Regions from separate parts of the Homo sapiens genome. Here region 1 is linked to region 2. Evidence: chromatin loops called from intact Hi-C (ENCODE). Cell type or tissue: heart right ventricle. All regions are shown on one strand.

Region 1 (5,000 bases), 420 kb before region 2:
GCCTTGGCCATCAGGAGGGACAAACAGCTAAGACACCAGCATGTTCTCCTGGCCCTTTCCGTTTACTCTGGGTGTCAGGAGTGTCAGGGGTGGCAGGAGCGATCTGTGCCTGTTTGCCCACAGATCACCCCACATATCTTTAGGGAATGGGAAATGGGCAATCTAAAGCTGAGATCATCTCCTCATGATTCGAGATGTTACAAAACTACAAGGCCTCCCCGACCTTCTCCCATTGCTCCCGTGTTCATGCCCCCATCCCCCAATCATTCTCCCACCAACCTGCGCTGCAAACACTCCCTGACCAAGGCTGCTGTTTCAGAGCCAGAAAGCGCTGGGGTTATGAGGAGTGAGGGAGGCTCCAAGCGCAGGGCCACTTCCCCCCAGCTCCTGTCTTGGCCACACCAGCCTCCCTCCCAGGGGAGCTTCCAGCCCAACCTTCCCAGCCTATTCTTGCCTACTCCTGCCCTCCCACCCCACCCCTCAGCTCCGTTTTTCTGTCCTCTCTGTCCCTGTCCGACCTTTCCTTCCCCACTGGAAGATCTAAGGTCACATACCCTTTCTCTGCCTGTACCTGCCTCAGGTCCTGAGCTGCCCCATCAGGGATGGTGGGGTCAGTAACAAAAATTTGGAGGGACCCACCCTGCTGGGAAAATCGTCCTTGATGGGAAAGTGCAGCCAAGGAAACTCCCTGAGGGCAGAGGTGGGGGAGCAGGAGGGTTGTTTAAATTAGTACCAGTTAGGCTGGGGTATGGGGGGCAGCACACCTAGGTCCTGCTCCCAGCTCAACCCTGACCAGCACATGACCTTATTGAGCCTCAGTTTCCACATCTAGGATGATTCCTAGCCCTGTCGCCGCACTTGACTGTCCTATGCTTGGTGGAGCTCTGAGGCCAGCGGGTGGAAGTGTCTCCTAACATTCAGGGCCTGTACAGTTTCTTCTCCCTCTCCTCTACCCACTCTTTGATGAAATGCAGCCAATTCCCACACACCCCCCTGCCCCCCTCCCCTGCCTGCTTAGTTCTTATGTATTGTGCTATTGTGCTTTTTTTGTTTTTTTTTTTTGTTTTCAGATGGAGTTTCACTCTTGTTGCCCAGGCTGGAGTGCAATGACGCGGTCTCGGCTCACTGCAAACTCCACTTCCTGAGTTCAACCGATTCTCCTGCCTCAGCCCCCCAAGTAGCTGGGATTACAGGCGCCTGCCACCACACCGGCTAATTTTTGTATTTTTAGTAGAGACAGGGTTTCACCATGTTGGCCAGGCTGGTCTGGTCTTGAACTCCTGATCTCAGGTGATTCACCCGCCTCGGCCTCCCAAAGTGCTGGGATTACAGGCGTGAGCCACCGTGCCCATCCCGTATTGTGCTTTTTAAACACAAAATGAATGCCTATTCGCTGTAGAAAATTTGCAGACTATATAACGGTATATACAGGAAGAGAAAAATCCCCTGTAACCCCATGATCTAGATATAACCATGGTTAATATTTTGGGGGTACATTCTTCCTGTCCCCTGCACTTAGGTATTTATGTGCACATGCATTTATGTGCACTTAGAAGATTCACACAATGTGAACTGTTCTGTAAACTACTTCTTTTATGAAACCAGAACATCTTTCCGGGCCATAAAGCATCCTCTCCACTACCATTTAAAAATAAACGTTGGCTGGGTGTGGTGGCTCATGTCTGTAATCTCAGCACTTTGGGAGGCCAAGGCAGGCAGATTGTTTGAGCCCAGGAGTTCGAGACCAGCCTGGCCAACATGGTGAAACCTCGTCTCTACTGACAATACAATAATTAGCCGAATGTGGTGGCAGACACCTGTAATCCCAGCTACTCAGAAGACTGAGGCAGGAGAATCGCTTGAACCCGGGAGGCGGAGGTTGCAGTGAGCCGAGTTCTCGCTACTGCTCTCCAGCGTGGGCGACAGAGGGAGACTCCGCCTAAAAAAAAAAAAGTTGCTTAATTCTTTAGGCTTCCTCCTCCAGGAAGCCAGCCTGGAGGATTTCTCCAGCCCAGTCAGCCTCTCTCAGGGTCCTTACACCGTGTTCCCTGTTATCCACCTTCTCTTAGACTGTGAGCTTCCAGGGGACAGAAGCCCCCTCTGGACCCTTTCACTCAGTGCCCGGTGTACGTAATAGATGCTTAATAAATGAGGCTGGAAAGGGTACTTTTCTTGATTGCTGTCAGCAGGAGGAGGCTGAGGCAGAGGAAAAGAGCACTGGACTTGGAGTCGGCGTGCCTGCCTGCCTGCCTCTAGCTTCGCAATCTTGTTTGCAGCGAAGGGGCATAGTGGTCTGTGCGGCGCGGTGCCCAGTCCCGCCCGCCCCGCCGCGCCTGGCCGGGCGCCTGGCACAGCCCAGGCGCTCAGCGGAGGCCCCAGGCATGGCAGGACCTACGGAGCCCGGTGAGGTGAGCGCGCCAGGCCGGCCGGCTGGGCTGGAGGCAGAGGCCCAGGCGCCCGCCCTCGTGGGAAAGCGCGCGGAGGGCGACCCGGGTGAGTCAGCCGAAGAGCAGACGGGCTGCGGAGCAAGAAGACCGAGGCTGGAGGCGGCAGTGAGTGTTCCCGCCGGGCGGGTGGCGTTGTCGCCGCCAAGGGGGACCCGCCCCTCTCCCCTGTTCCCCGCACTGCCGGTCCCGCCGCCGGGGCCGGGACAAGAGCCTAGTGAGACAGAGACGCTCCGGCGCGAGCTCCTGCCCAGGCCCTGTGGTCGGGCGGGGTGGGGGTTACCCAGGGCTCTGCCCTCAGCGGGATGTGTCCCCTCCCATCTGTCCCGTCCCCTCGCTGGGCTTCTGTCCAGTGGCCTCATTCTGTTGCTGCTGGTGGGAAGGGTGGGATGTGCCTGCTTGGTAAATTGTGGGGCGCCACCAAACGCGGGGGGCCCCCATTTGGTGCCAGGCGAGGCCTGGTGCGTGGGCAGGAGAGTCAGGATGGGCCCCGCACACCATCACCGCCTTACCGCGGTGCTGCACTGCTAAACCAAGGGATTACTGCTGTTCCTGGGCTCAGGGAGAGAGCGGCTCCCCCACCTTTATCCCCCGCCATCCGCCCACCCACTGCTTCACCCTTCCCCCATCCCACCCCACCCCACTCCAAGCCCCAGGGAGCCCGGTTTATAAGAGCCACTGCCACCGTTTGTCCATCGCTCACTGGGACGCTGCTTTGTGATAAACATTTTGCACAGTTACCTCAGTTAGCCCTCCCGCTGGCACTATACTGACGGCTCCCTTTTCAGATGAGGAACCGGGGCTCGGAGAGGTGAAGTCACTTCTTCAAGGTCACTGCAGTCAGAGGCGGAGCTGCCCTGAGGCTAATTGAAGCTTAAGTTTCAGACCCTTGCAAGGCCCGGACCTAATTTTTGCATTTGTATTTTTGTGTTCTTTTCCTTTAAAAGCCCCCTCCCGCGACAGTAGGAGGGTCAAGCCCCTTCAAAATGGATCTCTCTGACCGTGCCTGGTCTGTCTGCTGTCCTCTGTGGCACTGCCTCGGATGGGTGGGGATGGGGGGGTTGCTGGGGCTGGGCAGTGCCAACCTGGCATGGAGGGAAGGACGTCCAGATTTGGTCAAGGGGCCCACATGACCTTTGCATGAGTCTTGGCAGACTCCAAACAGCCTGCTGTGCGCGGAGCCAGCTTAGGCAGAGCCCCCGCCTTGTGACGTTGGGATCTTCTCTGGGACTCAGCTGTCCTCATCTGAGTTAGGGGTGGTTATTATGGGGTAACTGCAGACACAAGGTGAAAGTGGAAGGAACAGAGGCTGGAAAGCTCGGAGCCCTGCCTGTCCTCCGTTCCCCCACGTACTCCCCCTCAGCCACCCCATAGGTGAACGCCACTCTGCCCTGTGCCCTCATCTTCACAGCCAGCCCTCTCCCCTCCAGCTGCCGCACCTTCTCCACAGCAGTTGTCCGTGGTGCCTACACTCCCCGCTTCACGGTCACCCTTCACCCGGTTCCATTGTGTGCCTCCTGCCTCCACCCACCATGGCGTCTGCCCTGGCTTGGGTTGTATAGGAGAGACTCCGTGTTACCAAATTGGCTCCAGCCCTGCCTGGCCGCACAGCAGCCTTTGACACGATTGAAATGCTCCCCACCTCTTAGCTTTCGTGCGGCTAAGCTTCCCTTCCGCCGTCTGGGCCCCTGCTCAGTCCTCTTTGTCTTCTGAGCCTCTTCCCCCTGCCCCAGGCCTCCCCTCCCCTCGAAGCCCGCCCTCCAAGGCTGTGCTTCGACTTCTCTTCTCCCCTGCGGTTACTTGCCTCTCCTGGAGGGTCTCACCCATCCTGGGGCTTAAAAGCCACCAATGCCCATGGTGCCCGGCCTTTGTCTACCCCAGACCAGTCCTCAGAACTCTGGACCCCTGCACCCACCGGCCTACCGTGCGTCTCCCGTGGGCTCCCTCACAGTCATCTCCGGCTCCATTCATCAAGACTGAACTCCTCTGCGCCTTCTCCAGCGTTCTGTCTGCAGCCAAGCCCCTGATTCCTGATTCCTTCCTCCCTCAACACCACAACATCCAACCTCATACCAGCCATGTGGATCCCACTTCCAAAATGGCTCTCTAGAATCCACCTGCTCCTCCCCATCTCTTCTGTCACCACCTGGTCCCAGCCACCATCATCTCTCTCCTGGACAACTGTGGAGGCCTCCCTGCCTCCACCCTGGCCCCCCAGAATCCACTCCTCTCAGGAGCTAGATGGGATGGCATCACTCCCCTCACTGAAACCCTTCAGTGCCTCTCATTGCCTGTAGGATGAAATACAAGCTCCAGGCCGGGCCAGGTGGCTCACGCCTGTAATCTCAGCACTTTGGGAGGCCGAGGCGGGCGGATCACCTGAGGTCAAGAGTTCAAGACCAGCCTGGCCAACGTGGAGAACCCCGTCTCTACTAAAAATACAAAAATTAGCCGGGCGTGGTGGCATGCGCCTGTAATCCCAGCTACTTGGGAGGCTGAGGCAGGAGAATCACTTGAACCCAAGAGGCAGAGGTTGCAGTGAGCTGAGATCGTGTC
Region 2 (5,000 bases):
AGTCTGGAGTGCAGTGGCATGATCTCAGCTCACTGCAACCTCCACCCACTGGGTTCAAGCGATTCTTCTGCCTCAGCCTCCCGAGTAGCTGGGATTACCGGCACCCACCACCACGCCTGGCTAATTTTTCAATTTTCTTTTTCAGTAGAGACGGGTTCACCGTGTTGGCCAGGCTGGTCTTGAACTCCTGACCTCAGGTGATACCCGCCCCCCCGCCTCAGCCTCCCAAAGTGCTGGGATTACAGGCGTGAGCCACCGTGCCTGGCCCTGTCTCTCTTAAGAGTAGGTTCATTGTCTGTCTTAGAGTCACTTCTATTGCAACTCATTTTCTTTTTCCAGGGCACAGATCGACCAAGCTGCCGTTCCCTATTCTGCAGGACAGGACTATTCTAGCATACCTGCTTCGTCCACCCAGGCAGGGTTTGGGGTGGTCTCTTCTGTGCCTGCAGTCCCCATTTGACACTTGGTTGCCACCATCTTTGGAGATTATTGTTTGGAATGATGCTTCCATTGGCTTTTTCTTGTTACCATGGACTAGGAAGAAAACATGGTTTCCAAATAATCTGGGAGCTTTTGGCCATGGTGCCGCCTTCCTGAATTGGCAGTGGTCAGAGCACACCTGAACCCTATCCTGGGCTGGTGATGAGCAGAAATCAGACCTTTTTCTATGCTTTTTTGAATATCAGAGTAGGATGAACACCCAGATTCAAATATGTCACCAAAGTTGGTGGTGGTCCTTCCCTGCACCCTTGCGTTAAGCCATTATGTAATGAAAATGTGTTTGCTTGAAGGAACAGCTCAAAGCACCTTCACAAGTTGCCTTGACTTACCCTAGGTGGGTGTGAAAGAGCACCCGTAGCAAGGAAAATTTTCTCTATTAGTGTGTTCTTCTGCCTCTTCCCCCTTGATTCAGCTTTCAGAGGTACTATGGCAGTTTTGCCTCAGGTGCTGAACATTTCTCAGCCCTGGCTAAAAGGGAGCAGCACAGGGAGAGAAACAGGATAGGAAAGCAGAATGGCGAGCAGCCTATGGCCCAGGGCCTGTAATCCCTTCCCAAGACTAGCTGCTCAGGGTGGTGCAGGGACAGGACCAGACCCTGCGCCTATTTCCTGCCTTCTTTCCCCTATAGGGAACTCTGTAGGCTGAGCCACTGTCCTGCTCTTATGACATTATATCTTGTGCCTTTCTCCTCAGCAGTGAGCAGTGAGCTACTCCTGGCCCAGGCCCTAGGGGAAATGGATCAGTCTTTGAGGTTTCTATTTGGGGAGGGGAGTACTTAAGATGAGTCAAAAGACACTTTCCTCTGTTCCATTCCCCATCTCAGGGACTCCTGAATATTCAGCCTCTCCAGGCTGGTGTCTTCTAGTTTCCCCCACTGGGAATGCTGGCTGGGAGAGCCATGACTACCAGACTTTTCCTCAGGCTCCTTGGCATGTTAGTCTGAATTGTTCTTGAGCACTGTACTACTGACCCAACAACTGTGACTAGCTGGCCACGCCATTCAGGGCTGGTGTGGCATTTATGTGTGTGTGTGTGTGTGTGTGTGTTTTTCCTGTTTGCCCAGCAGTGCATTGTGGGTTCCAAGAGTGGGTAGTGTGTGTATGTGTGTGTGTCAGAGGGAGACCTGGCAGGCACCTCTTTGAGAGTAGCTGTGGTCAGAGCTGTTTGGTCAGTGCATTATGTTGAATGAGGTCCAGGAACCCAGAGCCACCCAGCAGACACCACTGTGGCTTGCCAGCTGCCAAGATGGAGAAGCATGTGCCCCTGTAGAGCGTCTCCCCAGAACCAGACCCCGAGCCACTCGCTTCCTCTGTGCTGTGACAACATTGGTGCCAGGGGAGATGGTGTTTTTCAAAGGGACCTACTGTAGCCACTTTAATTTACAATTAAGAGCCTTAGTTTGACTTAACACTTTTGTAGGCTTTTCATTGTGTATTTTTGTGTATGTGTGCATATAGCAGCTACTCTGTAGCAGAGGTGGGTAGAGACACTTAATAGTATCATGTCGCATGCAGATGTCACATCGGCCTCTGCAAAAACTGTACTGTCTTGTTTCTGCATTAGACTTAAGTAGTCATGTGAATATACTGCTATGTCACTTTTAATATTACGAGTTTTATACTTGGAAAATGGTACTTGCTTCTTTTAAATCTCTGTCTTCTCTAACCTCCCCCTTCCCATTTCAATGCTCCCTTCCTAATTTCAGCAATAATCTCAAAAAGCAATTAAATAGTTAAATGACCCTAATTGTAATTACTGTGGATGGTTGCATTCATTTGATTACTTGGGCACACACGAGATGACAAATGGGGCAGTGGCCATGCTTGAATGGGCTCCTGGTGAGAGATTGCCCCCTGGTGGTGAAACAATCGTGTGTGCCCACTGATACCAAGACCAATGAAAGAGACACAGTTAAGCAGCAATCCATCTCATTTCCAGGCACTTCAATAGGTCGCTGATTGGTCCTTGCACCAGCAGTGGTAGTCGTACCTATTTCAGAGAGGTCTGAAATTCAGGTTCTTAGTTTGCCAGGGACAGGCCCTATCTTATATTTTTTTCCATCTTCATCATCCACTTCTGCTTACAGTTTGCTGCTTACAATAACTTAATGATGGATTGAGTTATCTGGGTGGTCTCTAGCCATCTGGGCAGTGTGGTTCTGTCTAACCAAAGGGCATTGGCCTCAAACCCTGCATTTGGTTTAGGGGCTAACAGAGCTCCTCAGATAATCTTCACACACATGTAACTGCTGGAGATCTTATTCTATTATGAATAAGAAACGAGAAGTTTTTCCAAAGTGTTAGTCAGGATCTGAAGGCTGTCATTCAGATAACCCAGCTTTTCCTTTTGGCTTTTAGCCCATTCAGACTTTGCCAGAGTCAAGCCAAGGATTGCTTTTTTGCTACAGTTTTCTGCCAAATGGCCTAGTTCCTGAGTACCTGGAAACCAGAGAGAAAGAGGATCCAGGATGTACTTGGATGAGGAGGCCTGGCTTATCTAGGAAGTCGTGTCTGGGGTGCTTATTGCTGCTCCATACAGCTGTACGTCAGCCCCTTGGCCTTCTCTGTAGGTTCTTGGCAGCAATGAGCAGCTTTCACTCAGTGACACAAGTAATTACTGAGTCCTAATTTGATAGCCACCAACTGTACCTGGGTAGGCAAAGTCAGATTTTTGAGAACCTTTTTCCTGATTTGAAGTTTTAATTACCTTATTTTCTTTTATGCTTTCCTCTGTCTTGTAATCTTTTCTCTTCTTAATATCCTTCCCTATAATTTCAATTATTTGGATTAATTTTAGAATAAACCTATTTATTTCTAAAAAAAAAAAGAAAAGAAAGTGTTACCTGTGTCTTTGTCTCACATGAATGTGCTTCATACAACTGTAGTGCTGCCAAGGTTGGCTTTATTTTTTGGAGACAAGGTTTCACTGTCACCCAGGCTAGAGGGCAATGGCATGATCATCACTCACTGTAGCCTTGACTTCCTGGGCTCAAGTGATCCTCCCACCTCAGCCTCCCGAGTAGCTGGGACCACAGGTGTGTGCCACCATGCCTGGCTAATTTTTCTGTATATTCTGTAGAGACAGAGTTTCTCTACATTGCCCAGCCTAGTCTCTAACTCCTGAGCTCAAATGATCCTCCCGCCTTGGCCTCCCAAAGTGTTGGAAATACAGGCATGAGCTGTCCCTGCATCGGGTGAACATTTTTCAACCCTTGACCCATGAAAATAAGCAGAGGCAGGAATGTAACATAACAGCATAGTCCATACCTCCGCATCTGGCGTCTTCTGTCCTTCAGTCCTCCAGTCATCAGATCAAAGCACACTTGGAAAATTTTAAGTCAGAAGTGGAGCAGATGGGAGACCACTGTCTGAATCTCGTTTGCCATCAATATAGGTATTGATAATCCTTTACTAGCATATATGCTAGGAACGGGGTCCTGCTAATCCCTCTTGTGAACAATACGCTTATTTCTCAACCTCCAGCCTCTGCCCCTTTCCTGGCCTTTGCTGGGGGACCAACTCATTCAGACTGAGTTGTGACATGGCTAGATTCCTGTTCCAAGTGACCCCGGCATTTACAAGTCAGCTTAGTACTTGAGTTAGGAGACACAGGTGAGAACTATTAGGAAGAAGGCTTCCCAGTCTCTGCATAGTGACATATGTGAGGTAAAATTTGTGTGGCATTCTCGTGGGGGTAGAGATGAGGCTGCTCTTAGTGCCCCCTTCTTCATGACAGCGTGGGAATATTCTGTCCTAGAGAGTTCCTGGCTGGGGAACTGACTGTGCAAACCATCTCTTAACTGCTCCAGTAATAAATAGCCTGCCAGGTCCTAAGCTGCCTGTGTCTTCTCTCTTGTGGAGTAAACCAGGCAAGCCCTAAGAACTTTGCTAAGATTTTAAGAAACTGAAGAGACCATCAGGATTTGGGATCTGCCATATCTGATATGATAGGCCTGTGTATTATGATTCTCCAGAGAAACAGAACCAATACACACAAAGAGATTTCTTATAAGGAATTGGCTCATGTGATTATGGAGGCTGACAAGTCCCAAGATCTGTAGTTGGCAAGCTGGAGAACCAGGAAAGCAGATGGTATTGTTGCACACCGGAGGCTTGTAGCCTTGAGACCTAAGGAGAGTGGATGTTTCAGTTTAAGTCCGAAAGCAGGAAAAGACCAATGTCCCACCTCAAGGCAGTCAGGCAGGAGGACTTCCCTTTTATTTGGAAGAGGGTCAGCCCTTTTTAGCCCTTTTTTTCTGTACAGGCCTTCACCTGGTTGAATGAGGCCACCCATGTTAGGGAAGACAGTCGGCTTTACTCAGTCTACTGATTCAAATGTTATCCTCATTCAGAAACACCCTCACAGACACACCCGGAATGTTTGACCAAATGCCTGGGCACCCCATGGCCCAATCAAGTTGACACCTAACATTAGCCATCACAGCCAGGAAGAAAATATAGGTTGAGTATCCCTTATCTGAAAGGTGTGAGACCAGAAGT

What was found. Hi-C counts contacts between places; a loop is a spot of excess contacts. Peaks named below come from ENCODE experiments on the same cell type or tissue, not always from the same donor. Only the 100,000 strongest peaks of a DNase experiment are listed, where the experiment ranks them.
Region 1: a loop joins it to region 2, with 4 times the contacts of the local background. A loop is called at or near these places in 42 of 110 quality-filtered maps.

Annotation. Positions count from the first base shown.
Region 1 is chr10:70,456,015-70,461,014 of GRCh38, forward strand. It overlaps a transcript of PALD1 not described here. Among named protein-coding and RNA genes, the nearest start is that of NODAL, 17 kb to the left of the region's middle. RefSeq lists an enhancer at 1-236. In heart right ventricle, no CTCF peak of the experiment used is centred here; a DNase peak (open chromatin) is centred at 2,487; H3K4me3 peaks cover 1,604 bases; H3K27ac peaks cover 3,109 bases.
Region 2 is chr10:70,877,858-70,882,857 of GRCh38, forward strand. It overlaps SGPL1 (sphingosine-1-phosphate lyase 1), which reads left to right. Exons shown (of 15, transcript NM_003901.4): 15 at 1-3,327. It also overlaps a transcript of PCBD1 not described here. Among named protein-coding and RNA genes, the nearest start is that of PCBD1, 8.2 kb to the right of the region's middle. In heart right ventricle, CTCF peaks have their summits at 2,357 (motif pointing left) and 2,558; a DNase peak (open chromatin) is centred at 2,354.